3 separate regions of the Homo sapiens genome follow, and all the other regions are linked to region 3. A link is an interaction called in ENCODE POLR2A ChIA-PET data of the cell type or tissue named here. Cell type or tissue: CD4-positive, alpha-beta T cell. All regions are shown on one strand.

What was found. ChIA-PET counts read pairs that join two places held together with the same protein. Peaks named below come from ENCODE experiments on the same cell type or tissue, not always from the same donor. Only the 100,000 strongest peaks of a DNase experiment are listed, where the experiment ranks them.
Region 1: POLR2A ChIA-PET joins it to region 3 with 5 read pairs; 10 of 35 experiments call an interaction of 5 or more read pairs at or near these places.
Region 2: POLR2A ChIA-PET joins it to region 3 with 7 read pairs; 6 of 35 experiments call an interaction of 5 or more read pairs at or near these places.

What each region holds. Positions count from the first base shown.
Region 1 is chr18:2,673,064-2,678,063 of GRCh38, forward strand. SMCHD1 (structural maintenance of chromosomes flexible hinge domain containing 1) reads left to right here. Exons shown (of 48, transcript NM_015295.3): 4 at 218-300; 5 at 952-1,082. Among named protein-coding and RNA genes, the nearest start is that of SMCHD1, 20 kb to the left of the region's middle. In CD4-positive, alpha-beta T cell, no CTCF peak of the experiment used is centred here; no DNase peak of the experiment used is centred here.
Region 2 is chr18:2,681,947-2,686,946 of GRCh38, forward strand. All of the region lies in intron 5 of SMCHD1 (structural maintenance of chromosomes flexible hinge domain containing 1), which reads left to right. Among named protein-coding and RNA genes, the nearest start is that of SMCHD1, 29 kb to the left of the region's middle. In CD4-positive, alpha-beta T cell, no CTCF peak of the experiment used is centred here; no DNase peak of the experiment used is centred here.
Region 3 is chr18:2,603,411-2,608,410 of GRCh38, forward strand. It overlaps NDC80 (NDC80 kinetochore complex component), which reads left to right. Exons shown (of 17, transcript NM_006101.3): 14 at 3,005-3,097. Among named protein-coding and RNA genes, the nearest start is that of NDC80, 34 kb to the left of the region's middle. In CD4-positive, alpha-beta T cell, no CTCF peak of the experiment used is centred here; DNase peaks (open chromatin) are centred at 2,451 and 3,121; H3K4me3 peaks cover 761 bases; H3K27ac peaks cover 2,306 bases.

The sequences.
Region 1 (5,000 bases), 70 kb after region 3:
GTATAGTGCCATACAAGTACTGATTGATGACTGCTTTTTTGATGCTGGTGGTGATTGGTGATGATGCCTTTATTATGTATTATATCATTAGGATCAGGATAATACTTTAATTCTAGCTCTTTGGCTTTAAGGTACTTGATAGTTTCTTCTTCTTTGAACTTTTATATAAAGTATGTGGGAGGGAAAAGTTAAGCAATGTTTTCTTGATCTCTTGCAGCATTTGCTCTTGCGGAATTAATTGACAATTCATTGTCTGCTACTTCTCGTAACATTGGGGTTAGAAGAATACAGATCAAATTGGTAAGGAAATAATACTGTAAAGCAATTTAACTTTTCCTTTTGTAAGAGTAATAAAAGTTTATTGGAGAAAATGAGAAAATAGAGATAAAACTAAAAGTAGAAATAATTGTCAGATATCTCTTCATCCATTGTTAAAATTTTTTCACGTTTTTTTCCTATGCATATATGTATACATGTATATGTACCTTTGGTTTTTTGTAATCTTCTACTTTCCCTTAACAGTACATTGTTAACATGTGTCATATCATGAATGTTCTGCAATATAATCTGTTGTTGCAGTGACTTATTGGCTATAATATAAATTGTGTAGTTTGTGTTCTGTTGTTGAACATTTAGATTTTTTTTCTGTATTTTTGCCACTGGAAGGAATGCTGGAATGATGAACATTCTTGCACACCTTGGTACATGTCTCTGAATATTTCCTTAAGTTGAATTGTGAGAAATGGAATTTCTAGGCTAAAGGACATGAAGAATTCTGAGGCTTTTGATACATACTGCTGCTGAAGTGCCTTTCAGAAAATTGTATTAATTTGCACTTCCATCAGTAATGTATAAGTGAGCCTGTTGAATCATTTTTTTCATGTTTAACTTTTCATGTTTTAAGTATTGATTTGACTTTTCCTGTCTTTTTGAACTTATTTTGTTTCATAGCTTTTTGATGAAACACAAGGAAAACCTGCTGTTGCAGTGATAGATAATGGAAGAGGAATGACCTCTAAACAGCTTAACAACTGGGCCGTGTATAGGTTGTCAAAATTCACAAGGCAAGGTGACTTTGAAAGGTTAGAAAACCTTACTTTTTTTTTTTTGTGGGTAGCTATGTATTTTAGTAAGGATAAAAAACTGGTATGCCTTTGGATGCATATGATACATTGGAGGTTTTACTGTTATTCACATATTTATTTAGGTTTTATATTATAGAATTTTTATGATTGATACTCAGAAATAGAACTATGTAATATTGTGCCTTTCCATTAAACAGCTCATTTTGCATTTCCTGAGGTATGTAGGAGTTGATATGTTGGGTACCTGAGAGCTTTTCCCCTTTCCTAACTCTGTATAGCCTCTGTAGCAGTAGAATCATTTTAAAATGGGCTTTAGAAATCGCTTCATACCATTTGCAAAATGTCTAAAATTGCATGTGGTTCTGTGGAGCTCACTGTTGCTCTACTTTCAGAGCTCTTTTTGCAAAACATTCAGGAGTGGAATCTAGTGGAGTTATATATCAGAATGTGCTTGTAGAAAATATCCTGAATGAGGATGTCACAGGGAAAACAAAATGTGCTAAAAGCCATCAGACATAAAAAAGATTTAGATTCTTGAGATATTAGTGGAACTCTAGTAAGAAGAGCTTTGACCCACAAGTCTTTTGATATTTTAAGCTATGTTGCTCTACTTCTAACAACATACTTGGGAAGAGTCTCTTGTCATTCTTACTAAATAGTTGGTGTCTGTTCATAACCTGCTTTGTTCTTTACCTTGTCAAGAAAAGTCACCCACGTTTAAGGATCAATCTCAGTGTGTTAATATAGCTAAAACATTGGTCTTCTAAAATTTCAGCACCCTCAGAATTTTAATCAAATTAGTAAAGACTTAACAGTGCCATTTAAGAGACAAGGTAGTATGAAAAACACAGACTCTTGTATCATTTGAACCTGGTTTGGATTCTAGCCTTGCCACTTACTAATCGTGTGACATTGGTCAACTTACTTTACTTCTCTGTGCCTCAGCTTACATAGCCATAAAATGGGGATAATATCCCATGAGGTTTTATGACAACTAAGTGAGTTAGTACATGTAAAATCCTTAGGACAGAGCCTCGCATATGGTAAACAGTCAATAAATATAAGCTATAGAAGCTGTCATTTTAGTTATTACTTCTCATTCCTGACCTCAGCCTTTTTTTTTTTTTTTTTTTGGAGACAGAGTCTCGCTCTGTCATCCAGGCTGAAGTGCAGTTGTGCAATCTCGGCTCACTGCAACCTCTGCCTCCCAGGTTCAAACGATTCTTCTGCCTCAGCCTCCCGAGTAGCTGCGACTACAGGCACCCACCACCATGCCTGGCTATTTTTTGTATGTTTAGTAGAGATGGGGTTTCACCATGTTGGCCAGTCTGGTCTCGAACTCCTGACCTGGTGATCCGCCCTCCTCAGCCTCCCATAGTGCTAGGATTACAGGCGTGAGCCACTGCACCTGGCCTAGATTTCTCCACAACCATTCTATTTCACCATTTTCATAAATATGTGGCATTTAAAGGATTTATAAAAAGCCAGGGAGAAGGCAAAGACCACTGTCTTTGATAGTGTGAGGATAGGATTTAGCATATCACAGAAGTATTAGGTGGAAGGGAAGGTAGAACAGATGGTAGATTAGGCAAAATGGTCAGAAAAACATCAGTTATATCAACTGGAAGAGTAGAAAGAAATGCAAATCTTAACTGAATTCATGGGACATTGACTCTGATTTCTCTCTAGTTCTTAGAACAAAACAAACTTTTAAACTTAACCAAATATTAGGGAAATTGTAATTTCTGGCAAAAATCTTTTTGCTGCTGGTTTTAGTCTTAGCTTTATGGGTTTGGTGTCAGTAAACAATCAGTTGTTATTATAGCTGTTAGGTACTCGTACTGTCTTTTAAGTCCATTATCAGTTCCTTGACCCACTCTAATTTCTATCAATATCAGATACACCCCTTCAGCCTCTAGCTTCTGCTCAGTTGCTTTACTCCTTCCATTTGTTTTTTTCTGGATACAAGGATGGATGTCATAGAAGACAGGCTGTAGAAGAAAGGCAAGAACAGGCTAAAAGTACTAAACAACTAACAGTCTTGACCTGTAGCTTATGTTGTATTGGAGAGAGAAACAGAAGTAAATACAAAAAATTACATGTAAAAGCATTTCAGTTATTATTACTATGAATAAAATGTAAGAGTAATGTTGAAGGAATGGATTGCTAGAAAAAAAATGTAGAATAATAGAGCTGATGCACATCTCCTCTAGATAAGGTGGTTGGAGAAGAGGGCCTCTTTGAGATTATATTTGAGTTGAGGCTTGAATGATCAGAAGAAAGTAGCCAAATAAAGATCTGTGAGAAGTGTGTTTCAGGTAGAAGAAGCACCAGCAAAGCAAAGACTGAAATTGTGACAGTCTCATTTTGTTTGAAGGACAGAAAGGAGACTATTGTGACTGTAGCATAGTAGATAGAGGGGAGAGTAGAGGGAGATGTGAGAATTTCAGTTTGGAAATATTATTTGTAACTCTCATTTACCTGGGTACTACTCCCTCACCCCACCCTTTTTATTTTGAAACGTTTCAAGCCAATAGACAAGATGAAAGAACTAGCACCCATATATCCTTCACCTAGATTTATCAGTTGTTAACATTTTGTCACATTTATGATCTGTCTACACACTTACACACACACACTTTGCTTTTCTGAATCATTTGAAAGTACACTGCTGTCAGTTTGTGAGATTTCACTCCCAAATACTGTAGCATGTGTATTCTGAGGACAAGCGGATTCTCATAAATAACTACAAAATCATTATTACATCTAAGAAATTTATCATTAATGCAACAATATTTAACATAAGATTTTCATAAGTTTTTTTCCTGTTGTCATGTTCGATCTCCTTCATTCTATGATAGTTTCCCTAGCTTTTGTGTTTTTCATAATATTTCAATTTTTCTGTAGTGTTCAGGCTAGTTTTCTTGTAGAATGGTCCACAACCTGGATCTGAGTGTTTCCTCAGCATTGTTTTTTTTCCTTTAGTATTTTATTATGAACATTTAAAAACATACAGAAAAGTTGAAATTCTACAGGGAATACCCATATACTCACACCTAGGTTTTACCGTTGATAGTTGCTTTACTCCTTATATATCTGTCCCACCATTAGTTTATCTGGTTTTTTAATACAGTTCAAAACAAGTTATAAATGTCAGTATACTTTTTCCTAGTTTTGAAAGTATCCGTATTAATTTCTAGGGTTCAATATTTTTAATCTTGAGGTAAAATTCACATATTATACAGTTAATTGCTTGTATCTGTCTTAAATGTATCTTCATTGAATTTATCTTTTATGGAGATAAAATTTACGTATCATAAAATTCACAGTATTAAAGCATACTGTTCAGTAGTTTGAGTTAAAATTGTGCAACCATCACCACTAATTCCAGAATATTTTTACAACTCCAAAAGAAACACTGTACTAAGTGGTTGTCACTTTCTATCTCCTGGCAATCACTAATATCCTTTTAATAGTTTTGTTTTGTTTTGTTTTTTGAGACAAATCTCGCTCTGTCGTTCAGGCTGGAGTGTAGTGGTGCTATCTTGGCTCACTGCAACCTCTGCCTCTTGGGCTCAAGTGATCCTCCCACTTTAGCCTTCCAAGTAGCTGGGACCACAGGTGCATGTCACCACACCTGGCTAATTTTTTATAGAGGTGGAGTCTCACTATGTTGCCCAGGCTGGTCTCCAACTCCTGAGCTGAAGCGATCCACCTGCCTCAGCCTCCCAAAGTGCTGGGATTACAGAAGTGAGCCACCGCATCTGGCCAATAGTTGTTAATCTACATTTTTAGTTGTTTTTCTAGGGATTACAACCAGCATCTTAATTGATAACAATCCAGTCTGGATTAATACCAACGACATACTCTGTAGTATACAAAAACCGCTCCTACTTAGCTTTGTTCTCCTCCCAC
Region 2 (5,000 bases), 79 kb after region 3:
CTAAAGAAAAAGCTGGTTTGTCTTTGTTGGTTTTCAGCAAATTAAGATGAGCTTTTGTTTTCTAATATTTGTGTTTACTTGAATGTTGGGAATACGTTTGTAACATCTAAGCACCCTACTTTAATTTGGTCATTTCCATATGTCTGGCACATTTATTCTAGAGGCTCTGATAGAGATTGGTGGCCAGTTTTGTTAGAGGTGGAGTTTTCTTAAGTTTGGTGTTTTTTTTTTCCTCCTTTGTTAGATTCAAGATAGTGAGACATATACATACGTAGTTACTCTACCCTGGCTTCCTGGCAATCATTTAGATAGTTTCTTTTACTAATTTGATCCTCTTCGCTGATAACTTTTTCTTTTCTTTCTTCTTCTTTTTTTTTTTTTTTCCTTTTTCTTTTTTGAGACAGAGTCCCACCTCTCAGCCCCAGGCTGGAGTGCAGTGGCGTGATTTCAGCTCACTGCAACCCTGCCTCCCAGGTTCAAGCAGTCCTGCCTCAGCCACCCAAGTAGCTGGGATTATAGATGCACACCACCACTCCTGAAAAATTTTGTACTTTTAGTAGAGGTGAGGTTTCACTATGTTGGCCAGGCTAGTCTTGAACTCCTGACCTCAGGTGATACACCCACCTCAGCCTCCCAAAGTGCTGGGATTATGGGCGTGAGCCACCGCGCCCGGCCCCCTGATACTTTTTCTTACTTGAGACACCTCTTATGTTTTGTTTCCATCAAAATTTCCCAAAGATTAAGTGTCCTTTCATTGTATGAAGATTATGAATTAAGATATTTTCTGAAATATTTTTGGACTTTGATGTAAATTTATTCCTGAAGGAGATTAATTTCCTAATTCTCCAGAGGACTGCTGTGGTGTAAAACTGTTCCTTGAACTTGTAGTTTTCTACTTTTATTTATATTCATGAAGGGATATTTATATAGTCCTTGAGTGGATATAGGAATTTTTCTAGACTCATTAACACAAGTCTGAGACTGTCTTGAAATAAATATTCTCAGCCTTACTTGCTGTGATAGAGTTGTTGCCTAGATTTGGTTTGCATGGGTCATTTAAGTTGAAAAAGGGATTTATGATTTTGTGCATTTCTAACTAGTGGAGAGAATTCTTTAGTTTTGCATGACCTGATGTATGTATGTTGTGTTTTATCAGTGAGCTTCTCCTTTCTCTAAACTTTTGTATATTTTCCCAGAAATATTTTAAGGAAAATATCAGAGAGTATTTTCAACTTATTTCCTAGAAGTATTGCCATAGTAACTGAATACTTAGAACTCATTTACTTTTTTTTTTCTTAATAAACATTAGCTCATAGACTTTGGTTAATCATAATTCTAGGAAATAAGTTGCAGCATCTCACAAGTTTTGTTACACTGTATTTTCTGTTTCATTCAGTTTAGTCTACTTTTTTCCTTTGCAACTTGGTATTTAACCTGTGGATTGTTTTAAAAGTGTGTGAATTTATAAGTGTTCCAACATATTTTCCTATTGTCTTTCTATTGATTTCAAGTGTAATTTCGTGATAGCTAGAGAATGTACTCTTAAGTGATTTCAGCTGTTTTACATTTGTTGCGTTTTATGATCCAGGATGTTATCTATCTAGATGAATTTTCTATGTGTCTTTGAAAAGAAGGTGTATTTTGCTCTTGTTGGGAGAAGTGTTCTGAAAATGTCAGTTAGATTCTACTGGTTGATGATATTATTCATTTCTTTATATCCTTGCTGGATTTTCTGTGTGGTAGTAACTAGGGGGTATTGAAGTCTCCAAGGATTGTTATGCCTTCTGTGCCTTCTTGGTTGACCAACCCTTTTATTCATTATGTAGTGTTGCTCTTTGTCACTGGTTATTTTCTTTGCTTTGAAGTGTACTTTTTCTGTTAGTGTAGCCATCCCAGCTTCTTTTCATTTGTGTTTTCATGCTATATCTTTTTTCATCCATTTTCTTTTAATGTACCTTTATTATTATATATGAAATGGGTTTCTTATAGACAACATATAGTTGGTTCATGTTTTATAACCACACTTACAATTTCATTTAGCGTCTTTGTATTATTACATTTAATGTAATTAAATGTATAATGAGCATTTCAGATTTTGTATTTTTGAATTTGAGATGCTCAACTTGTACTTAAATTTTTTGAAAGTCAAGCTCAAACTAGATGCTCAGCAAGACTATCTTTGGAGTTTGCGGGGAAGAGAGAGATCCTGTCAGACATACAAAATCTGAAGAAAATTCACCAAGAACAGACTCAAGTTATAAAAGAATGTTTAGAAAGATCTTCAGAAAGGAAAACAATACTGGATATTATTACGTTATCCAGAAAGGAAAATAATACTGGATATTATTACATCCATAATGTAATTAAATGTAATAATACAAAGAGTGATCATCTGTTTACCCATTTATTTGTTTTAATTGTTCTTTGTTCATTTCCTGGTATCTTTTATTGACTTTCTCTGGTGTTAATATATTCATTCTAGCTTTCTTTTCATTAGTGTTAAAATGGTAAATGTTTTTCCAACCTCTTAACCTATTGTCTCTTTATATTTAAAGAGGGTTTCTTTTACGCTATAGATATTTGTGTCTTAATATTTAACAATCTCTGCCTTTTAATTGGAGTGTTTAGATCAGTTGCTTTTAATTGGATTATTGATATGTTTAGATTTAAGTTTACCATCTTTGTTAATTTTTTATTTTTCCTGCCTATTTTTTGTTCCCATTTTCTTTTTTTTCCTGCCTTATTGCAGATTCAGTGTGTGTGTGTGTGTGTGTGTGTGTGTGTGTGATTCCATTTTATTTCCTTTTTGGCTTATTAACTATAGCTGTTACTTTACTGGAAACTCTAGGATTCATAGTATAAATCTTTAATTTATCACAGTCTGTATTAAGTAATACTAAACCACTTCGCATATAAATACATCACAACAGTATACTTCCGTTTATGCTATCTTGGTCTTTGTACTTTTGTTTTTGTACATTTTACTTTGGCATAAATGTCAAAGTACAGTATTGTTATTTAGCTTTAAATATTCATTTGCCTCTCTCCTTAATGTAAAAAGGCTTCTTCTCAACTTCCTGACATTTCTTGCTAAACTATACACGTCTGCCCTGTTTTCCAACAGCACACTGTTCTGTTCTGTCCCTTATTTTTTTCTTTTTTTTTTTTTTTTGAGACGAGTCTCGTTCTTTTGCCCAGGCCGGACTGCAGTGGTGCTATCTCGGCTCACTGCAAACTCTGCCTCCCGGGTTCACGCCATTCTCCGGCCTCAGCCTCCCGAGTAGCTGGGACTACAGGCGCCCGCCACCACGCCCGGCTAATTTTTTGTATTTTTAGTAGAGATGGGGTTTCTCCGTGTTAGCCAGGATGGTCTTGATCTCCTGACCTCGTGATCCGCCCACCTCGGCCTCCCAAAGTGCTGGGATTACAGGCGTGAGCCACCGCACCTGGCCTATTCTGTCCCTTTTTAAAGCAGTTCTCTTTTAAAAAATTGTGGTAAGATATAAATAACATAAAATTTGCAGTTATAACCATTTTAAAGTATATAATTCCATGACATTAATTACAGTCACAGTCTTTTACAACTATTATTACTATGTATTCCTAAAGTTTTTTTACCCTGTACCCCCAAATTGAAGCTTTACCCATTAGACAGTAACTCCCTGTTGCTCCCACTCTTAGCCCCTGGTAACCATTATTGTACTTTCTGTTTCAATGAATTTACCTAATCAAGGTACCTTATTTAAGTGGAATTATACAGTATTTGTCATTATACAGTATTTGTCATGTGTGACTTATTTCACTTAGCATAATTTTCGAGGATCATCCATGTTGTAGCATGTATCAGAATTTAATTCCTTTTTATGGTTGAGTAATTCTCCACTGTACAACCATACTGCGTTTTGTCTATCAGTTCATAGATTAATGGACACAAGTTGTTTCTACCTTTTGTCTTTTGATAATGCTGCTATGAACATTTGCATGCAAAATCTGAGTCCCTGAACCAGTTTATGTTTACCCACATATTTACCATATTTACTAGAGCTTGTATTCATTCCTTTGTGTAAATCTGTCCAGTATTGTTTTCCTTTCTGAAGCTCTTTCTAAACATTCTTTTATAACTTGAGTCTGTTCTTGGTGAATTTTTTTCAGATTTTGTATGTCTGATAGGCTCTCTCTCTTCCCCCCAAACCCCAAAGATAGTTTTGCTGAGCATCTGTTTGAGCTTGACTTTCAAAAAATTTAAGTACAAGTTGAGCATCTCAAATTCAAAAATACAAAATCTGAAATGCTCCAGAATCCAAAATTTTTTGAGCACCAATGTGACACTTAAGGAAATGCTGCTGGAACATTTCAGATGTTGCATTTTCAGACTTGGGATGCTCAGGTGGTAAGTATAATGCATCTATTCCAAAATTGGAAAAGAAATCAGAAATCTGAAATACTTTTGGTCCGAAGCATTTTGGATAAGGGGCACTCAAACCTGTATGTTAAATATGTCACTCAATTTTCTACCAGCTTGCATCGTTTATAAGGAGAAATCTGTTGTCAGTCTTATCTTTGTATCTCAAAACATATAGTCTGTTTTTCTCTGACTTGTTTTAAGATTTTTTTTTTAAATCATCAGTGTGTATGCTTTGTAGCATTGTGGTGTGTGTTTCTGTTGAAAGTAGTTGTGTGTTTGTGTATTGTGTGAGGTGTTTTGTATAAATGCAAACTTGTGTGGGGAGGCATTTTCTGTGTGTTATTTTGTGTCGACAGTTTGTGTATGTTGTGTGGGGATGTGATTGTAGATGTTGGGAGGGTATTGTGAGGGGATACTTTTTTGGGTGCTTTTGTTGTTTTGTATCTCTGGTATTACAGTGTCCTACCTGGTCAATGTTGTCTTTATTTTGATTATTTATATATGAGGATAGGACTTTTTATACCAATTAAAATGTTTTTGTTTATCCCATTCTTTCTGTTTCTGTTTCTTCTGTTTTCTCTTAAATTTATTGTCT
Region 3 (5,000 bases):
GAAAACTTTTCAAGAAGGGAGAGATCAGTAATGTCATACAGAGACTAACAACTAAAATTGTTTTTCCTATTGGACAAGTAGTTTAAGTTAAGATGGGATGGGGTAAAATGCAACTGGAAATAATAAAGTTTATAAAGAAATTAATAAATTAGAGTAACAAAACATTTAACCTGAAAAGTATTTTAAAATAATTGCCAAAACCATTTAAGAAAAAGCAGGAAAATATAAAATGAGAAATAGTTTATAGAGATGGTGGAAATTTATTTGAATTATGAAGTAATATAGTATAAACAGAAATTTATGTTTAAAATTTTTTGATGAAATGGATTGTAACCTGAACAATAGAAATCCCAAAAAAGTCAAAATATGTAAGTAACCAGAAACCAAAGTGAAAAAGAGAATTTGCTCTTCAAAAGACTCCAATAACGGATAATTTCATAGGTCACTGTTTTCAAATACTGAAGACTGGATGATTTCTGTGACATGTAAATTATCATAGAGCATAAAGAGACCTAATTCATTTATAAGGCTAATGTAGGCCTCATACCACAACATGACAAAGATATTACAAAAAGAAGAAATTAAGCTAATCACACTTATGAATATGAATGTAAATAAAGGTTAAAGTTAAATATTTGAAACTGAAATTTATGCAGCAAATATTTTTTGAGTGCTTATGTGCCTAGTACTGTAATAGATGGTGATACTAGTACAGTGCAGCATCTGCCTTTGTGAACTTCATTTTAAGTGGGAAGATGGGCATGAAAACAATTTCTTCTATCATAGCTTTTTGTAATGTGAATACAGCGCACTGTGGATTCTCATAATACACTTAAGTACAGGCTCCTTCTGAGAGAAGTGATAGCTGGGCTGAGTTGTGAATAACAAGTAGGTGTTGGCCAATGGATACACAGAAGGATGCTCATGTTCATCCACATGCATGCACACACACATACACCTTGAGGACCAGAGACCAAGGAGTACAGCATGGACCGGGCATAGTGGCTCACGCCTGTAATCCTAGCACTTTGGGAGGCCAAGGCGGGTGGATGGCTTGAGCTCAGGAGTTCAGGACCAGCCAGGCAACATGGCAAAACCCAGCCACTACCAAAAATATAAAAATTAGCTGGATGTAGTGGCATGCACCTGTAGTCCCAGCTACTCTGGAGGCTGAGGTGGGAGATTGCTTGAGCCCTGGAGGTGGAGGCTGCAGTGAGCTGAGATTGTGCCACTGCACTCCAGCCTAGGTGACAAAGTGAGACCCTTTCTCCAAAAAGAAAAAACAAAGAGCACAGCATATTAGTAAATTACCATGAGTGTAAGTGAGATAAGGGAGAAGCCTGGAGAGACAAGAACCTAATTATGAAGGGGCTTGCCTTACTGGTTGAATTTTTTTGTATTCTTTAGGCAGTAGAGATCAATGAAGATTTATAAGTAAGGAAATAACAATAATTATTGTTATTTTAGTAATTTCACACTGTTGGCCTTTTGAAGAATAGATGAGAGGTGCATGAGACGAGACCATGCAATTAAGAGACCTATCAATATCCTATACAGTGAATAGTAAATGGTAGGGACCCAAAGCAAGGCTATTACAGTGAAGACGGAGAAAGGAGATTTAAAGATGGAAACAACAGTTTGGTTGTCCATTTGTATGTGAAGGTCAAGAAAGAAATCAAGAATGCCCAGGTGTCTTATCTTTGGCAGATGGGTATGTGGTGATGTTCTTTACCTTGATAAAGAATATAAAAGAGAAGTATATAGAAGAGAGAATTGTAGGTTGGGATATGCTGAGTTTCAGGTCTCTGGGGCATCAAAGTGGAGAATGTCCAGTAGGCAATTGGAGTCGGGCGGGCTATATGTATGTGTGTGTGTGTGTGTGTGTGTGTGTGTGTGTGTGTGTGTGTGTGTGTGTGTGTATGTACACAATGGAAATGTGTACTTTGGGACTCAGAAAAAAATGTTTAAGTAATTAATGCAGCTTTAGTAATGCTGACATGGAAAGTAGAAGCTGCTCAGAGATGAGTAAACATGCTTTTGACCAACCATGAGAATCAGTGGAAGTTCTGGTTACTTGAGTATCTGTTGTTGTTATTACAAGTGAATTTAAAACAACTCGTTTAACTTGTTAGTTACTGCAGATATAACATACCTTTAGAAAAAGTTCTTGGTGTTAGATCTGGTTTTGAGTTCTGGGCGTATGCTAGTTGTATATGTCACTACCCTGTGTTTTGTAGCAAATAATAATAGCTTCACTAAATTTGAACCCCTAAATTTTTTTTTAATTTCATATGTGTGTAGAATTATCCTTTAAAAAAAAGTCAGCTATTTATACATTTTACTCTTTTGTGTTTCCTGCAGGAAACAGTTTCCTCTTGGTATAGCTGAAGAACATTCTCTATTAATTGCTGACATCAACTGGTATCAGCACTTGCCAACAGGAAATGAACTTGAAAAACACTTTTTTCTTTCAGTTTTGGTTTCAACTGATCTTAAAGTTCAAGCTTTAACAAGATTAAATGTGGTTACCTTATTACTTTTTGAAGGAATGCATGACTATAATAGCAAACATCCAATAAAATTAATACAAACAATTCTTTTTTAACATTTTAGAAAATGAACATACAAATGAAAAGCTAAATAGCTGTAGTAGATATAGTCTAAATAAAGCTAGATTTCAAATCCAGAGGCAAAAATTATTTATATATGAATAAATTGATATAACAATATTAATAATATATAATATATATGAGAGCTTAAAAAGCACTCCCACAACAACTAGTGGAAAAACAGATATTAACATCGTTAACTTTGAGGTTTCTTTGAAATTAATTTCTCTTTGGAGAATAATAAAGTTTTTGGACAAATGATAAGTGAGAGTCCAAAAGGACTAGAAGAAATAACATTGTTCAGTTAGTTGATTGATAATATAAAAACTCTATAACTTGTTAAAATATCTTTGATGTATAGTTATGATTTCTCAACCAAAGTTTTATTTCCCCAGTTGAATGCAATGATAACAGAAAGCAAGAGAAGTGTGAGAACTCTGAAAGAAGAAGTTCAAAAGCTGGATGATCTTTACCAACAAAAAATTAAGGTAAGAACTTTGCCACAGTTTGCGTAGGTTATCAAAAGCTATGTCATGATTGCTTGATGAGTCACATATTCTGACATCAAAATCAAAATCTTTAAGCTATATATATCCTATAATTTGTATCTTGGGTTAGTTTTCTCTGCCAAAGTTTATCGTAAGGAGTCATTTTATTTTGTTCTTTAAAGGACATTTTTCTGGATTAGGGCTGTTTTACCATAGAAAAGGAACATTTACTTTTCCTTTATCTGGTATTTTATACTTGCATATGACTCAGTATCCTTGCAAAACTAAACAGAATCTCTCCTACCTTTTTGTAGAGATTTATTGTTATGTACTGCTAAAGCCTGAACCCCAATAAGGTCTTTTGAATATGTAGTTGCCCACCAAGAGTCATTGTAAACTGACTATCCTGGTCAAATTCCAAAGACTGTTTACGTGCAATCTAGAAGGTGGGTAAAATAAAAAGACTGATTCTTCAACATTCTACTGTCTGACCAGCATTTTACTTAAAGTATTCAGATGACTCTATTCATTACCACTTACACAATTCATGTGAAAATTTTAACTATGCCAATATTTTTTACTTATGTCAACAAAGTATTAGGAATTGAAAACTTTTCTCTTTGCCTGTGTTATATTTAGGACCTATTTGTTTTCTTAAACGGTGTGAAATGTTTAGAAAATATACCACATAATATGATCTAAATGTGAAATATAAGACATTGGTAATCATTTTTCTTTTTTCACACATCCTCCATGACAATGCTTGAGTTTACTCTCTGACGCACTTAAATGAAAGGTTTTATGATACTTAATCTTCACAAACCTTAGAAATGATTAATTTGGGCTACTTTGCCTGTGCATAGTTAATACATCTGTGAAATAAGGACCTAGATAAGGCTTCCTTGAAGCTCATGGGAAAAAATCTTAATTAAAATATTATAAAATTTCCTGTTGTTCAGACTGGAAAATACTGCTGAATGAATCCTATGCAAGCTTTTTGAAAAGGTCACATTTGGTAAATACTTCCAACTCACCAAAAAACTAAAAAACTTCACTACTGAATTCTAGTCAGTTGACCTTGGCGCCCTAAAAACTGAACCAATTTTATTTAGTTTCTGCATCTTTGAGAATAAAGTGACTTTTTAATTTTTTAAAGGAAAAAGTATTTTTTGTTCATAATATAAATACTCATTAGAAACAATAGAGACTCGAGAGAAATGTATAAAATGGGAACTGAAATGTACCTTATAATCCACCATAATCCCATCACTAGAAACAATGGTTAAAGTTTAGGGAGTGTCTTCCAGATATACAAACATATATTTTTTTAATGGTACCAAATTATACATAGTTTTTCATAATCTGTCTTTCTCAAGAAAAGATATCATGGATATCTTTTCATACAAATGTAGAGAGAGCAATCCTTCTATTGTGTTTTTATTTTACATATATACATAGTATATATATATATATATATATATATATATATATAACTTATTTAGCTAGCCCCTTATTAATTTTTTCCCTAAATTTTCAACTGACCAATAATGTTGCTGTGAATATCTTTGTATATCTTTATGTATTTTTCCATTCCTTCCCTTTGATAAATTTCTGAAGCATCGAATTAAAGTTTATATATATTTTAAAGCTTATATATATTTTAAATTTTAATAAATATTTTCAAATTAAAAAATAATAAAATCACCTTTTTTTTTTGAGACAGTGTCTCGCTCTGTCGCTCAGGCTGGAATGCAATGGCACAGTCTCAGCTCACTGCAACCTCCACCTCCTGGGTTCAAGCGATTCTCATGTCTCAGCCTCATGAGTAACTGGGATTACAGGTGCATGCCACCATGCCCAACTAATTTTTGTATTTTTAGTAGAGATGGGGTTTCACCTCGCT